Linked DNA regions of Homo sapiens: region 1 is linked to region 2. A link is an interaction called in ENCODE POLR2A ChIA-PET data of the cell type or tissue named here. Cell type or tissue: OCI-LY7. All regions are shown on one strand. Region 1 overlaps ANXA2R-OT1 (ANXA2R overlapping transcript 1). Region 2 overlaps NIM1K (NIM1 serine/threonine protein kinase).

Region 1 (4,000 bases), 160 kb before region 2:
GATCCTTTCCTTACACCTTATACAAAAATTAATTCAAGATGGATTAAAGACTTAAATATTAGACCTAAAAACCATAAAAACCCTAGAAGAAAACCTAGGCAATACCATTCAGGACACAAGCATGGGCAATGACTTCATGACTAAAACACCAAAAGCAATGGCAACAAAAGCCAAAATTGACAAATGGGATCTAATTAAACTAAAGAGCTTCTGCACAGCAAAAGAAACCACCATCAGAGTGAAGAGGCAACCTACAGAATGGGAGAAAATTTTTGCAATCTACCCATCTGACAAAGGGCTAATATCCAGAATCTACAAAGAACTTAAACAAGTTTACAAGAAAAAATCAAACAACCCCATCACAAAGTGGGCAAAGGATATGAACAGACACTTCTCAAAAGAAGACATTTATGCAGCCAACAGACACATGAAGAAATGCTCATCATCACTGGTCATCAGAGAAATGCAAATCAAAACCACAATGAGATACCATCTCACACCAGTTAGAATGACGATCATTAAAAAGTCATGAAACAACAGATGCTGGAGAGGATGTGGAGAAACAGGAACACTCTTACACTGTTGATGGGAGTGTGAATTGGTTCAACCATTGCGGAAGACAGTGTGGTGATTCCTCAAGGATCTGGAACTAGAAATACCATTTGATCCAGCCATCCCATTACGGGGTATATACCCAAAGGATTATAAATCATGTTACTATAAAGACACATGCACATGTATGTTTACTGCAGCACTATTTACAATAGCAAAGACTTGTAACCAACCCAAATGTCCATCAATGATAGACTGGATTAAGGAAATGTGGCACATATACACCATGGAATACTATGCAGCCATAAAAAAGGATGAGTTCATGTCCTTTGCAGGGACATGGATGAAACTGGAAACCATCATTCTGAGCAAACTACCACAAGGACAGAAAACCAAACACTACACGCTCTCACTCATAGGTGGGAATTGAACAATGAGAACACTTGGACACAGGGTAGGGAATATCACACACCCAGGCCTGTCATGGGGTGGGGGGAGGGAGGAGGGATAACATTGGGAGGAATATCTAATGTAAATGATGAGTTAATGGGTGCAGCACACCAACTTGGCACATGTATATGTATGTAACAAACCTGCACATTGTGCACATGTACACTCGAACTTAAAAGTATAATAAAAAAATTTTAAAAAGAAAGTAGCATTTTAGAAAACAACTTCTCAATAAATAGCCTATAAACAAAAAAAAAAGTAAAAAGAAAAATAAGTGCATCCTATAGACAACACAACACAATGGGCCATGACCCAGCCAGGACATGCCAACCTGTGAAGCTGGACAGATAGATGCCTAGAGCAGAGCCCAGGCTGCCCACAAGAAATTGCTGAAAACTAAGGCTTAGGACAGACTGGAACCCAGAAAAGAAAGGAACCCCGGTCTTGGTCATGGTTCATGGCACCACTCCTTTATAACAATGCCCTAGAAGAAGCCCATGCACCTCAGTGGGAGCACTCATGCTGTTCTTGGGGAACCTTCATAGGACTGTGCCCTGCCTTGAGCTGGAAGTCTCTGCAGTAGACATCCTTCCATATTTTGTTCTTCATCTTCTGAACGCCTTCAAGGTTTTTCAATTGGAAAAATTCTATCTGCATAATCAACAATGTGCTAAGGAACTCTACTTTTAGATCTTCTTAGAATTCATAGTTCTTTGTACATGAGGATTAAAGCATTCTTCTGTATTCTCCACTTGTGAAATAGATTTGAGGTTGGTGGAGTCAGGATTGGAAACACATACAGGTGGGCAGGGGCATGAAAGGGACTGGGACCCAGATCAGAGCTGGAGGCTGAACTCCAGGGAGCCTTTGAATAGCTATGGATATCACCAGGGTGGGAAGGGACAGTGCTCCACTGTCCTGGGATTCTCTTGAAACTGAGCTTGGCCTCCCTGCTGAGAGCAGAGAACAACCATCAATAAATATTCCTTCAATGGTCTGAAGTTTACGTTTACAGGGTGGAGGTGGAAATTAAATTTAGGGAGCCATGAGGAAGACCCCCAGCCCTGTGCCTTTTGAATTGACAACCATGGCATTTCAGGGCATCAGCTCCAGGTCAGGCATTCTCAGGCAGTTGCATAATTCTGCCAATGTGGGGCCCGCCCACCTCAAAAATCCACATGGATTGGATCCAGCAAAACCAAATATTCAGCAAAACTTCAAGATCTAGCAACACTGAAGGCTCAAGTACATCACCGGTGCATACTTGGCCCAAGGAGGCTATTCTCTCACAATCTCTACCCAGCTCCGGGCCTGCAGCATCTGAGACTCACTCCTTCAAGCTGCAGGTATCCCAGGAAAAAGATTTATGCATCCTCATAGCTTCAACATGCAGTGTGTCAGGCACAGAAAAATGGTTGTCTTCAGAAAGTGATAAAAAAAACATGCAGTAGCAATCACCCTTTGGACTTTGAAACTTTTCTGTCACCTTAGATGTCAGAAACTAAAACCCAGAAACTTGGTGTTGGCATTAATTTGGTCTAGCTATGAAGACTTTTTTTTTTTTTTTTTCACACAGTGACAGTTCTGAATTTGAATATAAAGGAGCTTAGGTGCTATAATCTGAATGGAACGTGGGAATAAAACTGTCTTTGCCTTGTACTTCTTGTTAGATTAATTAAATACCAATTATCAGTATAAGAAAATGGCAATAAATTGTCAAAGTGGAATTGGAAAGTGTTTTTAGGATTTGGATATGAAGCAGGCTTCCCATGTGACCATTCTCACTTCTTATTCTGAAGTCTAACACTCTGCTTTTCTTTCTCTCCCTCTCTTCATTGATTCTTCTAGTGGCTGGTGTTTGGGTATTGTGGGAACTGAGCTTTCATCTCCTATGTTAGCCATAGAGATGAGGGCTTTGAGGGCACCATGGAATCCGATTGCTGGAAATAAATCAATCTTAAAGGAAAGGAAAATTTAAAAATCAGGTGCAACAAAAGCAAAATGAGAAAACTGCTAAACTCTACAATTCTATAAAGAAGAATTGCATAAAAAGGAAATAACAGGAAAAGGTAAGAAAATTTAAAAGGATATCAGAAAATATAGCATACAGGGTCAGAAAGATTTGAGAATATGACGAGATGGTTTTAGAAGGCAGGATGGGGCCGGGCACGGTGGCTCATGCCTATAATCCCAGCACTTTGGGAGGCTGAGGCAGACGGATCACGAGGTCAGGAGATCGAGACCATCCTGGCTAACACGGTGAAACCCTGTCTCTACTAAAAATACAAAAAAAAAAAAAAAAAAAAAAATTAGCCGGGCGTGTTGGCGGGCACCTGTAGTCCCAGCTACTCGGGAGGCTGAGGCAGGAGATTGGCGTGAACACGGGAGGCGGAGCTTGCAGTGAGCGGAGATCGCGCCACTGCACTCCAGCCTGGGAAACAGCGAGACTCTGGCTCAAAAAAAAAAAAAAAAAAAAAAAAAAAGGCAGGATGGGCTGGGCGCGGTGGTTCACGCCTGTAATCCCAGCACTTTGGGAGGCCGAGGCGGGCCGATCGCCTCAGGTCAGGAGTTCGAGACCAGCCTGACCAACATGGAGAAACCCCGTCTCTACTAAAAATACAAAATTAGCCGGGCATGGTGGCCCGCGTCTGTAGTCCCAGGCAGGAGAATTGCTTGAACCCGGGGAGGGGGTGGGGCGGAGGTTGCAGTGAGCCGAGATCTCGCCATTGTACTCCAGCCTGGACAACAGGAGTAAAACTCCGTCGAAAAGAAAGGAAGGAAGGAAGGAAGGAAGGAAGGAAGGAAGGAAGGAAGGAAGGAAGGAAGGAAGGAAGGAAGGAAGGAAGGAAGGAAGGAAGGAAGGAAGGAAGGAAGGAAGGAAGGAAGGAAGGAAGGAAGGAAGGAAGGAAGGAAGGAAGGAAAAAGAAAGAGAGAGAAAGAAAGAAAAGAAAAGAAAGGTGGCAGGATGGAATTTGGAAAAAATTAACATTTTAAAAAT
Region 2 (4,000 bases):
GGTCTCAAACTCCTGGGCTCAAGTGATCCTCCCACCTCAGCCTCCCAAAGTGCTGGGATTGCTGATGTGAGCCACCATACCTGTCCTGGGGATCAAATTTCAACATGAGATTTGGAGGGGACAAATATCCAAATGATATCAGGTGATATTAAAACAATTATTGAGTTGTGTTACTTACAGATTCCATATACAAATACAAGTACCTTATTAGACACACAATTTGCAAAAACGTTTCCTGTTCTGTGAATTATCTTTACACTTTCTTGATTGTGTCTTTTTTTTTTGAGATGGAGTCTGGCTCTGTCGCCCACAGGCTGGAGTGCAATGGTGCAGTCTTAGCTCACTGCAACCTCCGCCCCCTGGGTTCAAGCGATTCTCCTGCCTCAGCCGCCCGAGTGAGTAGCTGGGACTACAGGCGTGTGCTACCAAACCCGGCTAATTTTTCTATTTTTAATAGAGACAGGGTTTCACTATGTTGGCCAGGCTGGTCTTGAACTCCTGACCTCGTGATCCGCCCACCTCGGCCTCCCAAAGTGTTGGGATTACAGGCGTGAGCCACCGTGCCCAGCCAATTGTGTCCTTTGATGCATACGATTTTTAAATTTTGATAATGCCCAGTTTATGTATTTTTTCTTTTATTGCTTATATTTTTGTATTTTTGGTTTCATATCTAAGAAACAATTGCCTAATCCAAGGTTGTGCAGATTTATGCCTATGTTTTCATCCAAGAGTTTTATATCTTTAGCTCTTACATTTAGGTCTTTAATGCATCTTGAATTAAATTTTGTTTATGGTCTAAGGTAAAGGTCTAACTTTATTCTTCTGCATGTGGGTATCTCTTTTTTTTTTTTTTTTTGGAGATGGAGTCTCACCCAGGCTATAGTGCGGTGGCACCATCTCAGCACACTGCAACCTTCACCTCCCAGGTTCAAGCGATTCTCCTGCCTTAGCATCCCGAGTAGCTGAGATTACAGGTGGGCACCACCACGACTGGCTAATTTTTGTATATTTAATAGAGACAGAGTTTCATTGGCCAGGCTGATCGCAAACTCCTGACCTCAGGTGATCCGCCCGCCTTGGCCTTCCAAAGTGCTGGGATTACAGGCGTGAGCTACTGCGCCTGGCCCACGGTGGCTCTCTTTAATTATTTTGTAGTTATATATTTTTATTTTCTTAACATTTGCTCTAAGGCATACAATATAAATTTTAACTTAATCAAAACCTAGTTTAGATTTATACTAACTTCATTTCAGTGGGATCCAGAAACTTTATTCCTTTGCAGCTCCATTTCCTCTTTTCCTTTGTTATGCCATTATTGTTATGTGTATTACATCTGTATATGTTAAAAATATGACACATAGTTATAATGATTACTTTATATAATGTTAAGTGCTTTGAAGAAGCCGAGAGAAGAAGGTAGTAAGCATAGGGGGGACATGAGAGAAGAAGGCAGTAAGCATAGGGCGGTCATGATAAGTCCCGAGAGTGCAGAGATGCCCTCTGCTCTGCCCTCATGACATCCCCTCTCCTGGAACAGTGTCTGCCACATATTGGTGCTCTCTTGATACACAAATGAATGAATGATGATCTCCATATAGACATTAATAAATGAACTCACAGCGAGTCCCAATAAGGTGTGGAGATAAATAAGAGATTAAGAGAATACTGTTAAGTGAGTTGTGGTGTTGATGGGGCAGAGAGAAGAGTGCCTTTCTGATTTGTCAAAAGAAAAACCTTAGGCTGGGTGCTGTGGCTCATGCCTGTAATCCCAGCACTTTCGGAGGCTGTGGTGGGCCGATCACTTGACGTCAGGAGTTCGAGACCAGCTTGGCCAACATAATGAAACCTGAGCTGGGTGTGGTAGTGCATACCTGTAATTCCAACTACTCAGGAGGCTGAGGCATGAGAATTGCTTGAACCTGGGAGGCAGAGGTTGCAGTAAGCCAAGACTGCGCCACTGCACTCCAGCCTGGGTGATGAGTGAGACTGTCTCAAAAAAAAAAAAAAAAAAAAAGAAAAGGAAAAAGATAGAAAAGAAAAGAAAAACCTTAGATGAATTAAATTTAAAGAGTTTAATTGAGCAAAGACCAATTCTCCAATTGGGCAGCCCCCGAATAAGAACAGGTTCAGAGAGGCTCCAGGGCAGCTGTGTGATCAAAGAAGATTTATGAATAGAAAAAGGAAAGTGATGCACAGAAAACGGAAGTGAGGTACAGAAACAGCCGGATTGGTTATACAGCGTTTGCCCTGTTTGAACACAGTTTGAACAGTTGGCTGCCTTTGATTGGTTGAAACTTGATGACTGGCACAAGGGTAGGTTGATCTATTTATGCATTTAGTTAGGTTACAGTTCACTATTACAGAGAAACCATTAGGCTGAACTTAGAATATTTAAGCAGGCAGCTTTAGGCTAATCTTAACCGATACAAGTAGCTCCTTGAGGACAGGAACTATGTCTTATGCATTTTATGCCCAGCACAGTGCTTAGCATGTAGTAGATGCTCAGTAAATGTTGAATAAACGGATGAAGCATTCTGTGGTTAGTGCAGATCTTGGAGGAGGAGGCATGAGAGTTTCAGTCCCTTTGCTTTCCAAGTGGACAGACACTACCTCTGGCTCACTCAGTGTCTATTATGGCTCTATACTGGTGCTGCTTCTGAGGTCCTGAGGCCATCTATTTTGTTTGTGAAAAAGTTCTGGCCTTGCCTTATGTCCCACATTCCCCAGGGGATTGTCAGCTCCCTTTGTGAATTCTGAGCAGGATGTCCAATCACTGAAGGGTGAGAAATACGATCTTATGGTTTAGGACAGAGCAGAGGAAAGACAGGATGAATTTATAATAATCAAATTGGTGGGTTGCTGGGTGGGCAGTGAGAAGAGAGAGAAGAAAACTATTAGTGATAGACTAAGGCAACTGAGAGAAAACCTGTGGTATTCCACATTTATTTACTCATTCATTCACCCCTGAAACATTTATCAAAAGCCTACTTTGGGCCAGGTGTGGTGGCTCACACCTGTAATCTTAGCACTTTGGGAGGCCGCAGTGGGAGGATTGCTTAAGCCCAAGAGTCAAAGTCAATACTGGGCAACACAGAGGGACCCCATCTATACAAAAAATGAAGAAAAAAAACTAGCCGAGCATGGTGGTGAATGCCTTTAGTCCCAGCTACTTGGGAGGCTGAGACTGAAGGATCACTTTAGCCCAGGAGTTCGAGGCTGCAGTGAACTATGATCTTGCTACTGTACTCCAACCTGGGCGACAGAGTGAGCCTGTCCCTTAAAAAAAAAAGAAAAAAGAAAAAAGAAAGCCTGCTTTGTAGCAGGCTAGAGACAGCATATATCAAAGTGTTCAGCTTACCTTATACCAAGTATTAAATCCTGGACATTAAAAAAATGTTAGATTGTGCTGGGCACAGTGGCTCACGCCTGTAATCCCAGAACTTTCGGAGGCCGAGGTGGGCAGATCACGAGGTCAGGAGTTTGAGACCAGCCTGACCAACACGGCGAAACCCCATCTCTACTAAAAATACAAAAATTAGCCTGGCGTGGTGGTGCATGCCTGTAATCCCAGCTACTCCGGAGGCTGAGGCAGGAGAATCGCTTGAACTTGGGAGGCAGAGGTTGCAGTGAACCGAGATCGTGCCACTGCACTCCAGCCGTGGCAACAGAGCGAGACTCCATCTCAAAAAAAAAAAAAAAAAAAAAAGTTAGGTTGTTATAAAAACATTCAGGAAATAACTATATAGCACACAGTGGTGCTTAAGAACCCTGAGGCTGGGGCCTCCCTGCCTGGGCTTGAATCCCAGCTGGGGAGAGTCACCTGATAGCATCTCCTTGTGCTGACTAAAGCTCCCTGTTCTGTAAACCTGATATATTAGCACCTACCTTCTAAAATTCTTGTAAGGATTAAATAGTTAATACACATACAGTATCTAGAATAATGCCTACCACATAAAATGTGTTATATAAGAGCTAACTGTTATTGACATAATTATTAAGG

The links. Peaks named below come from ENCODE experiments on the same cell type or tissue, not always from the same donor. Only the 100,000 strongest peaks of a DNase experiment are listed, where the experiment ranks them.
Region 1: POLR2A ChIA-PET joins it to region 2 with 6 read pairs; 4 of 35 experiments call an interaction of 5 or more read pairs at or near these places.

Annotation. Positions count from the first base shown.
Region 1 is chr5:43,059,388-43,063,387 of GRCh38, forward strand. All of the region lies in intron 2 of ANXA2R-OT1 (ANXA2R overlapping transcript 1), which reads right to left. Among named protein-coding and RNA genes, the nearest start is that of ANXA2R-OT1, 6.1 kb to the right of the region's middle. In OCI-LY7, no CTCF peak of the experiment used is centred here; no DNase peak of the experiment used is centred here.
Region 2 is chr5:43,219,455-43,223,454 of GRCh38, forward strand. The region is part of intron 1 of NIM1K (NIM1 serine/threonine protein kinase); the gene reads left to right. Among named protein-coding and RNA genes, the nearest start is that of NIM1K, 29 kb to the left of the region's middle. In OCI-LY7, no CTCF peak of the experiment used is centred here; a DNase peak (open chromatin) is centred at 2,267.